Regions from separate parts of the Homo sapiens genome. Here region 2 is linked to region 1. Evidence: chromatin loops called from intact Hi-C (ENCODE). Cell type or tissue: heart left ventricle. All regions are shown on one strand.

Region 1 (8,000 bases):
ATCTGGTAACTTTTTTTCTTCATTTAAGATAATCTATTGTCATTTTCTTTCATCTCTTTGAGTACAATTCTTTTTGCATTTTTCCCCTGGTTTTCACCCATTTTTGTTCTTGATTTTGAATTTGTGACTCAAGGTGGTTCTTCTTATCTTCAAACCCAAGTGTTGTATATTTTGAGTTCTATTTGGAGTGTATACTAATAGTTTTCTTTTGCTTCTTAAGTAGTTTTACGGGATTAGAGGAATTTTCCTTAGTTGATTTGTATGAATTTTTCCCTAATTTTATAAACTAAAGGAAAGGATTTCACTTTCCTTCTGTTTATTTTTGTGATTTGGGGGCATTTTTTCAATATCCTTCGTTTAATGGCATCTTTTTCTTTCTGTCGTTTGCCAAAGTCTAGATACCTCAGTGGAGTTTTGCTTTAATAGTAGAGAAGAGGGTTGTAGGCCTTCTCATTTTTTGGTTCCTTTTTTTCTTGCAGGTCTTTAAAAATTTTTTCCTTGACCATCCAATTTCCAAAGAACTCTTTTGTTTTCCTTTTCTGTCTTCCAGAAGTTAGACATTCAGAAGTGTGTCTCTTTAAATCACATTTAAATGGCTGTCTAGCCCTTTAAAGTACTTATACTTTGAAATCCTTTTCCTGTAATCCTGCTCTGATCTGTCTGGTTAGTTTTTTGCACTGAAAATACAAAAAAAAAGGGTGGATTTAATCTTTCCGGTGGTTCTTCCAGCTCTCCCTCACTAGTGCTCCTTCTGTCTTCTCAAGGAACATATCTTGGTCTAATTTTCCTTGCCACAGGGTCCCCTTGCGGCAATGGGGTAAAAGCATGTAGGACCACTGCACTTGAGTGTGTTACCTTTTTCTTACATGATTATTTTGCAGTTTTGCCATTATCTATCTACAAGTAATGTTCAAGGTGTTGTTTCATGTCAAAATGATATAGATGTGAAGTTATTTTGTATCTTTTAGGGAGATAACATTTTGGGATGCGGCTTACCACAAGCCTACCACCTACCACTGTCTTCAGCTACTCAGAAGCCCACACAGTTTAAAGAGTTAAATCATTCTGAACTCTTTGAGTCAAGGTTTGATATGAAAAACAGTTGTAGCTCTTCTTACCTTTATTTCTCTCTCCCTAATCATTTTCACCTTTTTCCTGATAATACATAAAATAGCCAGCACAACACATGTCATAGTTGCTCAGTCCTTATTTATATTTTAAAAAATCTGATAGTAATGGCCAGGTGCAGTGTCTCACACTGTAATCCCAGCTGTTCGAGAGGCCAAGGCTGGAGGACTGCTTGAGCTCAGGAGTTTGAAACCAGTCTGGGCAACATAGCGAGACTCAGTCTCTACCAAAAAACAAACAAACAAACAAAAAAACTCCCCAAAAATAGCCAGGTGTGGTGGTGCACCTGTAGTCCCAGCTACTACGGAGGCTGAGGCAGGAGGATCATGAGCCCAGGAGGTCAAGGTGGCAGCAAGCCATGATTGCATCACTGCATTCCAGCCTGGACGGCAGCATTAGGCCCTGTTTAAAATAAATAAATAAAATTTTAAAAATCTGATGGTAGAGACAGAAAGATGAGAATGAGATCTAAAGTGGTTCATTGAAAAGCTGTGGTTTAGTTGAGCCCAGGAGGAAAGACAGGCTTTTGATACCAGAGGAGGAAAAGGCATTCCAGATTAATAAAAATTTCAATTGACAAAGTCAGCAAACAATGTCAAGGTGCCAGTTAGACAAGCAGCCAGGTTGGTATAAGGCATGTTCATATGTTCCCCTCATACCTCTTCCCATTTCTGATACAATCACTATACTCAAGAGTTTCCTTAAATTTGAACTTTTACATCGATTGTTGAGATTGTTAGAACAAATAGCACAATACAGTATTTTTTATGTATAACAACTCAATTGATTTACATGTCAGAGCAACTATCAACGTCCAGAGAGCAAGCAGTTAAGAAAATGAGATGATACAAAACACCAGTCATGTCCATTCTTTACTTGAGCAAAGCTATTTTTCCTGCTTTAGGAAAGTGGTTCTCAAACTTTAGGACGCATCAGAATCATTTGAAGGGTTTGTTAAAGAAAGAATGCTGGACTCCATATCCAGGGTTTCTGATCCATTAGGTCTGGGGCAGGCCTGAGAATCTGCATTTCTAACAAGTTCACAGTTTATACTGATGTTACTGCTCTGGAGATCACACTTTGAGTACAATAACCTCTATCGCATTTTCCTCTTATTTAATTCTTCCTTGTTTTGATGGGGCATATCTTTCAGCAGAAGACAGACGTCTGTGTCTGTGGATGTATTTTACTTTTTATTATGAAAAATTTCACATATATGCAAAAAAACAGAATAATGAACCCTCTTACCATCATTTGCCTTCAACAATTATTAACTCATGGTTATTCTTTTTTAAAATCTACATCCTCATCAATTCATACCCTTCCAAAGGCATTATTCTGAAGCAAATTCTAAACATATCATTTCATCTGTAGACATGTAAGTATGCATCTCTAAAATATTTTTTAAAACAACAAGAGGTAAATTTGTTGAGACCATATTTTAAAATGCTTTTAGTCTGTCCTTATACTCGCTTGGTGATTTGGATGCATATATAATTCATTGTCGAAAATAATTATTCTTCAGAAGAATGTAGGCATCAGCCATTGCATCTTAGTTTCCAGCACTGCTTTTGAGAAGTCCACAGTCATTTTGAATCCTTAACCTTTGTTGTTATGTTTTTTCTCTCTGGAAGCATCCAAGATCTTCTTCCCAGTGGTCTGGCTCAGCACAATGTGTCTTTAACATGAGTCTTTTTAAAAATCTATTATACTGGACCTTGCTTGATGATTTCAATGTAAAACTCTTGTCCTTTATTTCTGTGAATTTTTCTTTTATTATTTCATTGATAATCCCTTTCTGCTCTGTTCTCTCTGCCTGGAGCTCCTACTGTTCAGATGTTAGAACTCCTGGATTATTTCCTTAATTTTACCTATGTCCTATTTACTACCTTTAAAAAAACAAAAATCTTTTTCTTTACTTTCTAGAAATGTCTATAATTCTACCTTCTAACTCTTCTAATTTCTTTCCTCACTGCTACCATATTTATAATTTCCAAGAGCTCTTTTTTAACCTCTTCCTTTTTTATAGTATACTTACTTTTTCATGATTTCAAAAACTCTTCTCTCTTTAAAAATACTGACAAATTTCCTTCTTTTTGTTGGACATCTGAATAATGTGTTTCCTAGTGTTGCACTGATTCTCTTGATCTCTTTCATATTGGAAACTTTCTTCATATGACTGATAGTCCTTTGCTGTCTGCTCATTTTTAACAGTAGGGAATCTTCTGACTCGAAACCCAAAGGCTGTACTTTGAGTTTACCAAAAATGGGCTTCACCACAGGATAATCTAGTTGGGCTACTTTGCTAGGGAAGCTATATTGTTATCTTTAGGTCAAAACTTTTACGCTGGTCAGATTCTTAGAAAAGACCCCAGCAACCTCCTGTCCTGAGGATTAAAGTTTGTTGGCCAGAGTTTGGAAGTTGGGGAATAGTGGTGGGATAGGGTCATGTGAGGCTCAGTAGCTAGTTTGCTTGCTTCCCTAATCCCTCCTCTGTATTCAGTGTGATACTTTGATTTCAATTGTATCTGGTGACTACTCCTCTACCCTCCAAGACCAGACACCCACGATTTTTTTCTCTATAGAGGTCCAGTGTGGGGAGGAAATAGAGAGATTTGATTGTTTCTTAAATTGACATATAACTCATCTTCCTTATACACTCTCCACCCCCAACTCTCCATTCCAGGAGGTATCCAGAACTGCTACAATGTTATATAATTATGATGTAGATCTAGTTTTGAGCTTCCCTAACTGATAGTTTAGGATCTGGGTTTCTCAGATTTACTAACTCACTTAGCACTTGACCATTTGTTTTCCAGTTTCTACAATGCTGTCTTCTGTAGTTTCCTCTCTTGTCCACCCTGTCTTTTGGGATTTCGACAGTTTTTAGCCCCATTTCTTTTCTTCATAAGAAGATAAAGTAGATGTACCTTTACCTGGATGAAATTCCTACCTTGTAAAAAGCCAAGTGAAACTATTTGAAGTCTTTCACAACAGGAGACAACCTTACTTTATGAAACTGGGTTTATATGTAAGTTTTCAGGAATCATTACCCTTTCCTATCTCCCACCCTTGAGACATTATCACTTTACAGACTGCCTTAAAATCTAGATAAGATTCAACTGGTCATGGCTTCTCAGTCTTTTGGTTCCGTATAATTAATTTATAAGTAATCTTTTTCAAGTGATGAATCCTCATTAGAGGGAAAGTATATTTTTAAAATACGTAATTGTTGGATAATATATATTCTCTAAATTGGAAACCAAGAGAATAGCTCAGCTTTCTTTATCAGCCATAATTTTCTTCCTTCAATAAAGACATGACCAGGTGCAGTGGCTCATGCCTGTAATCCCAGAACTTTGGGAGGCTGAGGCAGGCAAATTGCTTGAGTCTAGAAGTTCAAGACTAGCCTGAGCAACATGGTCAAACCCCATCTCTACAAAAACACACAAAAATTAGCCAGGCATGGTGGCGCATGCCTGTAGTCTCAGCTACTCGGGGGGCTGAGGCAGAAGAATTACTTCAGCCCAGGAGGTAGAGGCTTCAGTGTGCCGAGATCACGCCACTGCACTCCAGCCTGGGCAACAGACTGAGACCCTATCTCACTTACAAAAAAAAAAAGACAGAGGCCAAGCCTACACAGCACTCACTCAAAGGAAGCTCAACAGGAATACCAGCTTCCCTGGTGAATGCACTACTTAACGAGTTGTCAGCAAGTTTTAAATTTAAGGCTTTGTCACTTTAAACAACAGAGTGCCACTGCAGATCCAATATAAAAAATAAAAATGTAAAAACAGTGAGAAATGTTGCCTCTATACACAAAACATAGAAAAAAGTAAATAATAATGCTGTTCAGAACTCATGCTAAATGACGAGTTAATGGGTGCAGCACACCAGCATGGCACATGCATACATATGTAACTAACCTGCACATTGTGCACATGTACCCTAAAACTTAAAGTATAATAAAAAAATTAGCTGAAAAAAAAATAAATAAATAAAAAAAAGAACTTAGAGCAAAGTCATCAAAATACACATTCAAATAGGTCTTAACTGTAGATAAATTTTTAGTGTTAGTGATAAAAATCAGTCTCTCAGATTGGGAGAAAATATTTGCCAAACATGTACCTGACAAACGTTACGGTATCCAGAATATATATAAAGAATTCTCATAACTCAACATTAAGACAACAAACACAAGATATTTAAACAAACATCACAAGAGATACAGATAAGCAAATGAAAAGATGTGCAACATCATTAGTCATTAGGGAAATGCAAATGGAAACCACAATGAGCTATCACTACATACCTACCAGAATGGTTAAGATTAAAAAAAAAAAAAAAACCCAAAAAATGTGACAATACCAAATGCTGACAAAAATGCCAAGCAAATGGAATTTTCACATAATGCTGGTGAGATGGTAAACTGGTACCGCCACTTTGGAAAACAGTTTCACAGTTTCTTATAAAGTTAAACATATACTTACCTTACAACCTAGCAATCCCATTCATAGGTATCTACCCAGGAGAAATGAAAATATGCTTATGCAAAGACCTGCATGCAAATGTTTAGAGCAGCCTTATTTATTGTATCTCAAAACTGGAAACAAATATATATCCGTCAACTGGTGAATGCATAAGCAAAATATGGTATATCCCTATAGTGAAACAGTATTCAGCAATAAAAAGCAACAAGTTAAGAATACATGTAACAACATGATGAGTAGTAAAAGCATTATGGTAAGTTAAAAGCCAGACACAAAGAGATGCATACTGCATGATTCCATGTATATAATATGCTGCAACAGTGGTTACCAGAGGTTGGGGACACAGAGGGTAACTGACTACAATGGGGCAGAAGAGAACTATCTGGGAGGATGGAAATATTTTATATACTCATGTGGTAATGACTATATGACTGTATGCATTTGTGAAAACTATAACTGTATACTTTAAAAGGGTGAATTTGACCGTGTGTAAATTATATCTCAATGTGATTTTTTAAAAGGCACAACATATCTTTTTTTTAAAAAAAGACATAGAATAAGGAAAACCAAAAAAAGGTAGGAAACAATAAATAGATCAAAGAAAAAAAGACTATCAAGAATACACAGAAAACATATAAAGAGTTAACTATTTTTTTAGGTTGGTAAATAGAACTATTTGGTGGAAGAAAATTTCTGAACAGAGTTGCATGAGAATCTGTTCAAACATGACACGCTACGTATCCCGGCTCTAGTGAGTCAACTGCATCTTTGTCCCCCTTTGATAAAAGGGTCTGACAACTTCTGTTCTTTAATTTTTTAACTGTAGGCTTTACTCCCAACATAAACATTTCACAAAATAAATTTGAGAGACTACTACTATGTGCCAAGAATTGTACCAAGTACTTTTATATGTTATTTCTTTTAATTACATAATCATTCCATACTTAGACATTATCCCCCTTGTTTAATCAGTTAAGGAAGCTGAAAGCTCAGAGAAATTTAGTAATCTGCCAAAGGTACCTTTGGCTGTAAGCAGTGATATGGTTTGGCTGCATCCCCATCCAAATCTCATTTTGAATTGGAGTTCCCATAATCCCCATGTGCTGTGGAAAGGACCTGGTGGGAGGTAATTGAATCATGGGGGCGATGGTTTTATAAGGGCTTTCCCACCCTTTGCTTGGCTCTCATTCTTTTTCCTGCCGCCCTGTTAAGAGGTGACTTCCGCCATGATTTTAAGTTTCCTGAACCTCCCCAGCCAAGCAGAACTGTGAGTCAATTAAAACTCTTTTCTTTATAAAAAGAAATACCCAGTCTCGGGTATTTCTTCATAGGAGCATGAGAACAGACTAATACAGTAAAGTGGTACCGTAGAGAGTGGGGTGCTGCTATAAGGATACCCGAAAATGTGGAAGCAACTCTGGAATTGGGTAACAGGCAGAGGCTGGAACAGTTTGGAGGTTCAGAAGAAGACAGGAAAATGTGGGAAAGTTTGGAACTTCCTAGAGACTTGTTGAATAGCTTTGACCAAAATGCTGATAATGATATGGACAATGAAGTCCAGGGTGAGGTGGCCTCAGATGGAGATGCAGAACTTGTTGGGAACTGGAGCAAAGGTGACTCTTGTTATGCTTTAGCAAAGAGACTGGCGGCATTTTGCCCCTGCCCTAGAGATCTATGGAACTTTGAACTTGAAAGACATGATTTAAGGTCTTAAATTTCTAGGAAGAAATTTCTAGGTGGCAAAGCATTCAAGATGAAGCAGAGCATAAAAGTTTGGAAAATCTGCAGCCTGTTGATGTGACAGAAAAGAAGAACGTATTTTCTGGGGAGAAATTCAAGCCTACTGCAAAAATTTGCATAAGTAACAAGGAGCTAAATGTTATCACCAAGACAATGGGGAAAATGTCTCCAGGGCATGTCCGAGACCTTCATGGCAGCCCCTCCCATCAAACACCTGGAGGCCTAGGAGGGAAAAATGGGTTTCCTGGGCTGGGCCCAGGGCCTTGCTGCTTTGTGCAGTCTTGGGACCTGGCGCCCTGTGTCTCAGCTGCTTCAGCTCCAGCTGTGGCTAAAAGGGGTCAAGGCCACTCTGAGGACAGTTCAGGCCATTGCTTCAGAGGGTGTCAGCCCCAAGCCTTGGCGGCTTTCCCACGGTGTTGGGCCAGTGGGTGCAAAGAAGTCAAGAACTGAGGTTTGGGAAACTCCGCCTACATTTCAGAGGATGTATGGAAACACCTGGATGTCCAGGCATTAGTTTGCGGCAGGAGGGGAGCCCTCATGGAGAACCTCTGCTAGGGCAGTACAGAAGGGAAATGTGGGGTTGAAGCCCCCCCACCCCCACAATCCTCACTGGGCAGTACCTAGTAGAGCTGTGAGAAGAGG
Region 2 (8,000 bases), 160 kb after region 1:
TATGCTGAGCATTGAATGTCTGCCTAGCACAGGGGAGACTGGCAGTAAACAGGGCTGCAGGAAACAGTCCTTTCTTGGGGCTAATACCAAGTCACCTATTTGGTTCAAAGAGGGGTTTTGCTGAGGTGTATGGAGAGAAGACCTGGTTCTAGTCCACTTCCTACTTCCTGGGAGAAGGGAAATGAGGCTTTAACTCATATTTGCCCTAGGCATAGTGTCTTAGTCAGCTCAGGCTGCTATAAAAAATACCATAAAATTGGGTGACTTAACAAACATTTATTTCTCATAGTTGTGGAGGTTGGAAGTCTGAGATCAGGGTGCTAGCAGATCAGGTTCTGATGAGGCCCTCTTCCTGGTTTACGGACAACTGTCTTGCTGTATCCTCACATGGCAGAAAGAGAACTAGCCAGCTCTCTGGCCTCTTTTTGCAAGGGCATGGGTCTCATTCATAAGGGTTCCACCCAGGGTTCATCTGGATTCAAAGGAGTGAAGAAAATAACCCTGCCTCTTGATGAGGGGAGTGGCAAGGTTATACTGCAGAGACTGTGGGAAAGGAGATACTGATGCAGCAATTGCGGGAAAGCAATTTCCAGCAGCATCCTTAATTGAAAGACCTGCAAATACTTTGTAGCAGTCTTACAATTAATCAGTCAACAACGAATTACCTAATAACCTCCGAAAGTCCCCACCTCCTATCATCATCACATTGACATTAGAGTTTCAACATATGAATTTTGGGAGGGACGCAAACATTCAGTCTGTTGCACACGTGTTCCCTAGGGCTCTGACACTTTTATGGGAGACACTTAGAAAAAAACAATTAGGAAAAAACCACAATTGCTTTTGTACCATCCTAATAATAGCTCCCCTTCACCCCGGTAATTAAAAACACAATGGATTTTCTATTTATTTATTTAGAAACTGGGTCTCACTCTGTTGCCCAGGCTGGAGTGCAGTGGCATGATCTCGGCTCACTGCAATCTTTGCCTCCCAGGCTCAAACCATCCTCCCACCTCAGTCTCAGCCTCCCAAGTACCTGGGACCACAGGGACACACCACCAAGCCCAGCTAATTTTTGTAGAGACAAGGTTTCACCATGTTGCCAGGGCTGATCTCAAACTCCTGGGCTCAAGTGATCTACTGGCCTTGGCCTTCCAAAGTGCTAGAATTGCAGGCATGAGCCACTGTGCCCAGCCAGATTTTCTTTTTTAAATACAGCCATGCATCTCTGAATGACAGGGATATGTTATGAGGAATGCCTGATTTCATTGTGTGAACATAAATAGAGTGTACTTACCCAAACCTAGATGGTACAGCCTACAACACACTATATGGTATATCTATTGCTCCTAGGCTACAAACCTGTACAGCATAGTAACATAGTAACATAGTTAAGTACTTGTGCCATAGGAATTTTTCAGTTCCATTGTAATCTTATGGGACCACTTCAAGTCTGTCATTGACCAAATCACTGTTAAGTGATGCACGACTGTAGTTGTACTATTTCATTGTATTAACTGATTACCATGTCATAAACACCAGAAAACATGCTGAATTATAATGAGAGTTCCTCCTTGCCCTCTCTATTGTCTCTTGCAGCTCAATATCAGTAGTTTGCAGATAGCAACCAGGAACGGCCATGCATCCCTTGTCAACTTTCTTCTCAGTGAGAACGTTGATCTGCACCAGAAAGTGGAAGTGAGTTTATTCCAATGACACGGGCTTTGGTCCTGGCGCCGTGAGGTTGGCTGTGTCAGGGAGATGCCCCTTGCAGATACGTGTAGGAGATGAGATGTTTCACAAGGGAGGAATTCTTTCTGGGAAGGCTGGCTGACTTCTTTTGGAGGCTGAGTCTTAATCTTGAGAAATAAAATCCGAGGGATGAATTTTAGAAAGTCATTGAAGTTCCTGAACAAAATGAAATCTTTGTGTTTTAAATATTTGTATTTGCCGCAAAAAAGCTTTCTCATACGTCTAGAGATGCCATTACTCTTGTATTAATTTTATTAGTCTGGGAAAATAATGAAGCAGCTGTACATATCAAGAAGAGTGATAATTTTTCTCCCTTCACTGAATGTTCTTGTTTTTCTTTTGAAAGTCAATTCTTCATACTGATTTAGGTTTTCTGACGTTTGAATTGGCTTTGGCAGAATTAACAAAGGTCCTCTGTGCTGGAATTAAACAAGAAACATGCCTCTATTTTTCCACTCTATTTTCATTTCTCCGTTGAGAATATGATTTCCTCTGATCTTGCTGAGCCATTACTATTTATTGTATTAACTCAAGAGGAGGGATGTGGTTTAAATCATGTCAGATAGTTTTTGGAGCATGGTGTTGGGGGAATTGACTCTGAACTTACCTGGTTCAGTCCAAGGACACTTCCTGTTTCTCAGGAGGAGCTGGGCCCCTGCAAGGTGGGTGGCCCCGGCAAGAAGGCCAATGCCCACTTCTTTGCAATGTGGGATGCTTTCTCGTTTTTCATGCTTAGTGCTTCAAGGAGGTTATTCCTGAGCAGAAGAGACCTACACAGAAATTCTTCCTTTCATGCTGCTCCCATAGCCCTGCTCACATCATCTGTCTGCTCTGACCCTTGCTGGCCTCCGACAGTCTCTGACTTACTCAGCTGTGGTCTTCTACCTGTCCCCTCGTCTCCCCTCCCTCCATCTGCTGGTGACACTCTTGCCAACTCACTGTGGTCTCTCTTCCATCCATCTACCCCCATCTCCTGAGACAGAGCCTGGTGCAGATGGTAGAGTCAGAAAGGTCTGGGTTCAAGTCCTGTCTCTGCCACTTCCTTGCTGCATGGCCTTGTGGAAGTTACTGATCCTCTTTGTGTCTCATGTATGAAGTGGGGAATATGAGATCAAATGTCTAGGGTTATTGACGTGATTTTTGAAAAACTGTCAGCCTGGTGTTTAAAACAGAGTATAAACTGTTAGGGCAGCCTGGGCAACATGGCAAGACCCCATCTCTACAAAAATTTAAAAATTAGCCAAGCACAGTGGTGCATGCCTGTAGCCTCAGCTACTTGGGAGGCTGAGGTGGGAGGTTCGCTTGAACCCAGGAGTTTCAGGTTACAGTGAATGACGATGACTCCATTGCCCTCTAGCCTGGGCAACAGAGTGAAACCCCATCTCTGAAAAAAATAAATAAAAGAAACAGTTGGGGAAGTGAATGTGTAATAAGCACCACGATGAGAATGTGCTGAGTGTGTCTGATGCGTATCATTAATATCAGCTATTCCACTTGAGCGACGCTGCCCTTGTCCTAATCACTCACCCTCGTAGGCGCCTGTTCCCTCTCGCCACTCGCTTCACACTCAGCTCGGCTCCGGATCTGCACAGTGTCACTGGATCTTCAGCCCTTGCTGTCACACCCCTGTCCACCTTCCCCTGGTGCCCCGCCTCCCTCCCTTATCATGCTGGATGCCCCTCACCTCCCTCTCTCTCATGCCTTAATCGCTTCTGCCCTCACTTCCCTTCGTTGTTTCTTCCCTCCCTTTTCGCCCCGCTCAGCTGCCGTCTCTACTCCTGGAGGCATGTCTCCTCTCATGTCTCCACAGGCCAGTGGCAGCTGGGTGGGACTGTAGCAGCACAGGAGCCTGGAGGCAAAGTGTCGGGGGTAGATACAGGCCCTGTGGCCTAGCAGGGCTGGGTAAGAAGCCAGTGGTTGGGATAAGTGAGAGGGGCCGGGGGCTCCATGAAGGGCTGTGGCTGGGAAGACAGGTGGTTTAGCCACAAAGGAGAACGGGAGAGCAGGCTGCAGAGGGCTTGGTGACCACCTTGTGGCTAGACTCCGTGCGGGGAGAGCTGAGCATGAGGATGGTGCCCCTGAGTAAGGGGGACACGAGTCCTACAGGGCACACTGAGGAGTCGGGGCTCCAGAGCAAATCAATTCAGGAAATTCCAAATGTGCAATGATTTTGCCCTTGTGGCTACTCTTATTGCCCTTTAGCTTTTTGAAGTCTCTGAGAAGTCCTGTGGTTCAGCCTATTTAACACTTACTTATCCTTCATATTTGAGTTTAAATGTCAGTTCTTCAGAATAGTCTTTTCTGACCTCCTGAAAGGTCAGCCTTCCCCCTATCCCCACACTGGCTCTTCTACTTCCAAAGCACTTAATTGTATACTGTATTTGTGTGACTTAAAAAAATTAATATTTGCTTACCTGACTAGATTGGAAGATTCCTGAGAATGAGTTTGTTCACACTAAATCCCTAGCAACCTGAAAAGAGCTTGGCCCATAGTAGGTGCTTAGTATGTTGTTCCAGAAAGAACAAAGGGGGTGGGCCGATTGCTGGGGAACGAGTTTGTTTCAAAGCCTTGGGATGACAATAAATGCTGAACACTTACTAAGGGTCACCACTGGGATGGGCAGTTTCGGTACTTGGGAGATCATCAGGAAATAGCTGCTGAAATGAGTTGCTTTTTGATTTGAATGTTGAAGCCAGAACCTTCTGGATTTGAAATTTTTATTTCTCTCTGCAGCCTAAGGAGTCCCCTCTTCATTTAGTTGTTATCAACAACCACATCACGGTTGTAAACAGTTTATTAAGTGCACAGCATGATATTGACATCTTAAATCAGGTAAGCCAGGCAAATCAGAGCCTGGAGGGTCTCTTTTCTTAGTTTCAACACAGTGTGTGTTTATGGGGAGTTTTGATTAAGTTCAAGGTACCTAAAAATTCCTGGGAGGAACATGAGCATCCTTTTTATCCTTTTCCTTCTGTAACTCTCACTCCATCTCCATGACCACACACATACTTTCGTCTTTCTCAGCCACACAACTGGAGTTCAGCCATTGCGTGATTAAATCCTTCATGTTTAACAGGCCCAGCATTTTTGATAGAAAAACAGTAGCTCAGAGCTAAATGGCCAGAGGCTCTTTAAATCAAAAGCCACTCCCCCAGAGTGAAATATTGTAATTGGCAGGGAGCCTTTCCCCCACAAGAAGGAAGCTTTGTTTCTATATTAAAGACAGTAAATGTATCTTCTCTTTACCTAAAGGCAAAAGAGGCCTCTTGGAATAAAAGAAAAATCACTCCAATTTCAGTCAACTGGAGCAGAATCAAATGACTCGTTAAAGTAATCCATCACTGGCTGGAAATGGGAATGCCGCAACGGAATGATGAAGGGAATGGGGGTGGGCACTGAATGAGCCTGCTCTCTGGGGCTCTTCTGGGGCTGGCCTGCCCTCTTCCAGGATATGTAGGGGAGTGGGAAGAGGAGCCTTTCCAGGGTCCCGAGGCCAGATGAGACCTTCTGGCTGCCTCTTCCCAGAGAAGGCTCTGCGGTGCCCTTCCGGCTAGGGAGGAGCCATGGTGCAGTGGGCATGCCTGCCTGTCCTAATACACTGTGAAACCAGAGCGTTGACTCAGATCTCTGCAGTCTCCTCCAATTCCCACCTATGAGCTCAATTTTGCTCTGAGCTGAATGAAGATTTACCTGTACTTCGGTCCCTTCTCTCCTCCAGGGAACCTAGCCTCCTCCCCTGCCTTTACCTATCCCAAAAGTTTTTCTGGGGAAAAAAACCAATCTCCTTTTGTTATTAAATATACTTATGTATTCAACTACGTTAATATCTAAAATCTTTCCCAATGGGCAAAATCTTTGCTGAACACAGAGGCAGAGCTTCGTGCTCACATGTGATATTGGTTTTGACAGAACTGGCTAGATGTACTCTAGGGAAGGAGTGTTTGTTAGGTTTGCTATCCTTTTTCAGAACCAGACTTCATCACTTTAATTTTTTTATTAGACCAAGAATACACATAAAAAATAGGAAATTTTATATTTTAAATATAAAATATGTATGTAAAATTAAAAATATAAGCTAAAAAAACTTAATGTGTTTGAAGTCCCCAGCAAAGAAAGATAACTCTTCTTAATGTTTTAGTGCATTTCCTGCCTTCTAGACTTGTAGCAGTATTGTTAAAATGGGTTTTGTTGCATTTGATACATTCCATTTTCATCTGTTCCATGTTGGTACAGATCTTTGATAGGTTTGTCAGTATAAGTGTAATGTCTTGAATGACAAACACCTAGACACACTGCCATTTGAAGGTGAGTCTTTAAGAAATGCTTTTTGGGGCCGGGCGTGGTGGCTCATGCCTGTAATCCCAACACTTTGGGAGGCTGAGGCGGGCGGATCATGAGGTCAGGAGTTTGAGACAAGCCTGGCCAATATAGTGAAACCCTGTCTCTACTAAAAATGCAAAAAATTAGCTGGGCGCCTGTAATCCCAGCTACTTGGGAGACTGAGGCAGAAGAATTGCTTGAACCCAGGAGGTGGAGGTTGTAGTGAGCTGAGATCGCCACCACTGCACTCCAGCCTGGGCAACAGAGTGAGACTCCATCTCAAGAAAAAAAAAAAAAAAGAAATACTTTTTGGAAGCCAGGTGTTTTGGGTCACACCTGTAATCCCAACACTTTGGGTGGCCAAGATAGGAGGATTGCCTGAGGCCAGGAGTTTGAAACCAGCCTGGGCAACATAGTGAGGCCTCATCGCTAAAAAAAAAAAAAAATTAGTAGAGCCTGTAGTCTCAGCTACTCAGGAAACTGAGAAGGGAGGATTGCTTGAGCCCAGGAGTTCGAGGTTACAGTGAGCTACTATCATGCTACTGCATTCCAGTCTGAGTGACAGAGTAAGAAACTGTCTCTAAGAAAAAAATTAAAATATAAATAAATATATAAATGTTTTTTGGTAATATCCCCAGCATATTGGCCCTGTGCTCTGGTAGGAAGAGTAGTGGGCCACATGCCATTGCCCAGCTCTGTGAGTCTGGGGTAGTTGCTTCCCTTTCTGGTTAAGGAGTTGGGCTAGATCACATCAAAGGATCCTCTCTGCCCTAATATTTTAGAAATCTCTTCACATCTGCATTCCTTTTGGTGAGAGGTTAAGACGGGTGATTTTCTTGTGATTTCAGATATTTCTTTTGAAACTCTTATCCTCTTGATAGGAAAATGATTACTCCAGAAGGAAATTTGAAGTCTTGGACTCCTTTATACATTATAACGTAGAAAATTTAGAGAACAGAAATGCATTGAGAAGGCAATAAAAATAAACTCTAATCCCTTCATCTAGACCTTATCATTAGCATTTTTCTGTACTGTATTTTTGTCTCTTTCTCTATGTGTATTTTTCATTAAATCAAGCTCAACTAGATAGTATCATTTCCTAAAGTTTCAAATGTTATATCAAAAGCGTCTTTTATTTTTAAAAAATCTTCGAAATAATTTTTATTGTAGTAAAATACACATAAAATCCACCATTTTAACCATCTTAAGTGTACAGTTCAGCAGCATTAATTACATTCATTTGGTATAATATCACCACCATCCATCTTCAGAACATTTTTCATCTTCCCAAACTGAAATTTTATATCTATTAAACGGTAACTTCCCATTCCCTCCTCCAGCTCCTGGGAACCACCATTCTACTTTCTGTCTCTATATATTTGACTACTTTAGGTACCTAATATTGAAATCATTTTTAAAAAAATAATTTTTAATGGTTGCCTGTTATTCCAATATATAGATTATCATAATTTATCTAGTGAGTCTCCTTGTTAAACATGTAATTTCCTTTCAGTTTTTCACTATTGCAAATAATAATGCAATGAATGCCCCAGTATCCATTAAAAAATATATGACCTGTGTTTTCCCTTGAACCTAAATAGGATGGCTATACTTTCCATTTGTCTTTTCACCGTCCAAGTTTGTTCCCCTCCTTAATTTCATGGCAGAAGCAGCAAACCCCTCTGCATGTAGCTGCTGATCGTGGAAATGTGGAACTGGTGGAAACCCTGCTGAAGGCAGGCTGTGACTTGAAGGCTGTTGACAAGGTAAGTGCATGGACTTTACTCCATTCAGCTGAGATGGTTGCTAAGACCTTCCTGTTGGATGTCAGCCTTGAGCAGCGTTATTGGAATATCCTTTGTGAAATGGGCACAAACTGGAGAAACCATGCATCTTCATAGTCAGTAAAATACCCCAATTTTGGTTG

What was found. A loop is a pair of places that touch in the nucleus more often than their neighbours do. Peaks named below come from ENCODE experiments on the same cell type or tissue, not always from the same donor. Only the 100,000 strongest peaks of a DNase experiment are listed, where the experiment ranks them.
Region 2: it touches region 1 in a loop (1.9-fold over the local background); 3 of 110 quality-filtered maps call a loop at or near these places.

Annotation. Positions count from the first base shown.
Region 1 is chr5:75,490,826-75,498,825 of GRCh38, forward strand. The region is part of intron 2 of CERT1 (ceramide transporter 1); the gene reads right to left. Among named protein-coding and RNA genes, the nearest start is that of CERT1, 17 kb to the right of the region's middle. In heart left ventricle, no CTCF peak of the experiment used is centred here; no DNase peak of the experiment used is centred here.
Region 2 is chr5:75,651,543-75,659,542 of GRCh38, forward strand. ANKDD1B (ankyrin repeat and death domain containing 1B) reads left to right here. Exons shown (of 14, transcript NM_001276713.2): 8 at 1,600-1,698; 9 at 4,487-4,585; 10 at 7,741-7,839. Among named protein-coding and RNA genes, the nearest start is that of ANKDD1B, 44 kb to the left of the region's middle. In heart left ventricle, no CTCF peak of the experiment used is centred here; a DNase peak (open chromatin) is centred at 3,341; H3K4me3 peaks cover 865 bases; H3K27ac peaks cover 351 bases.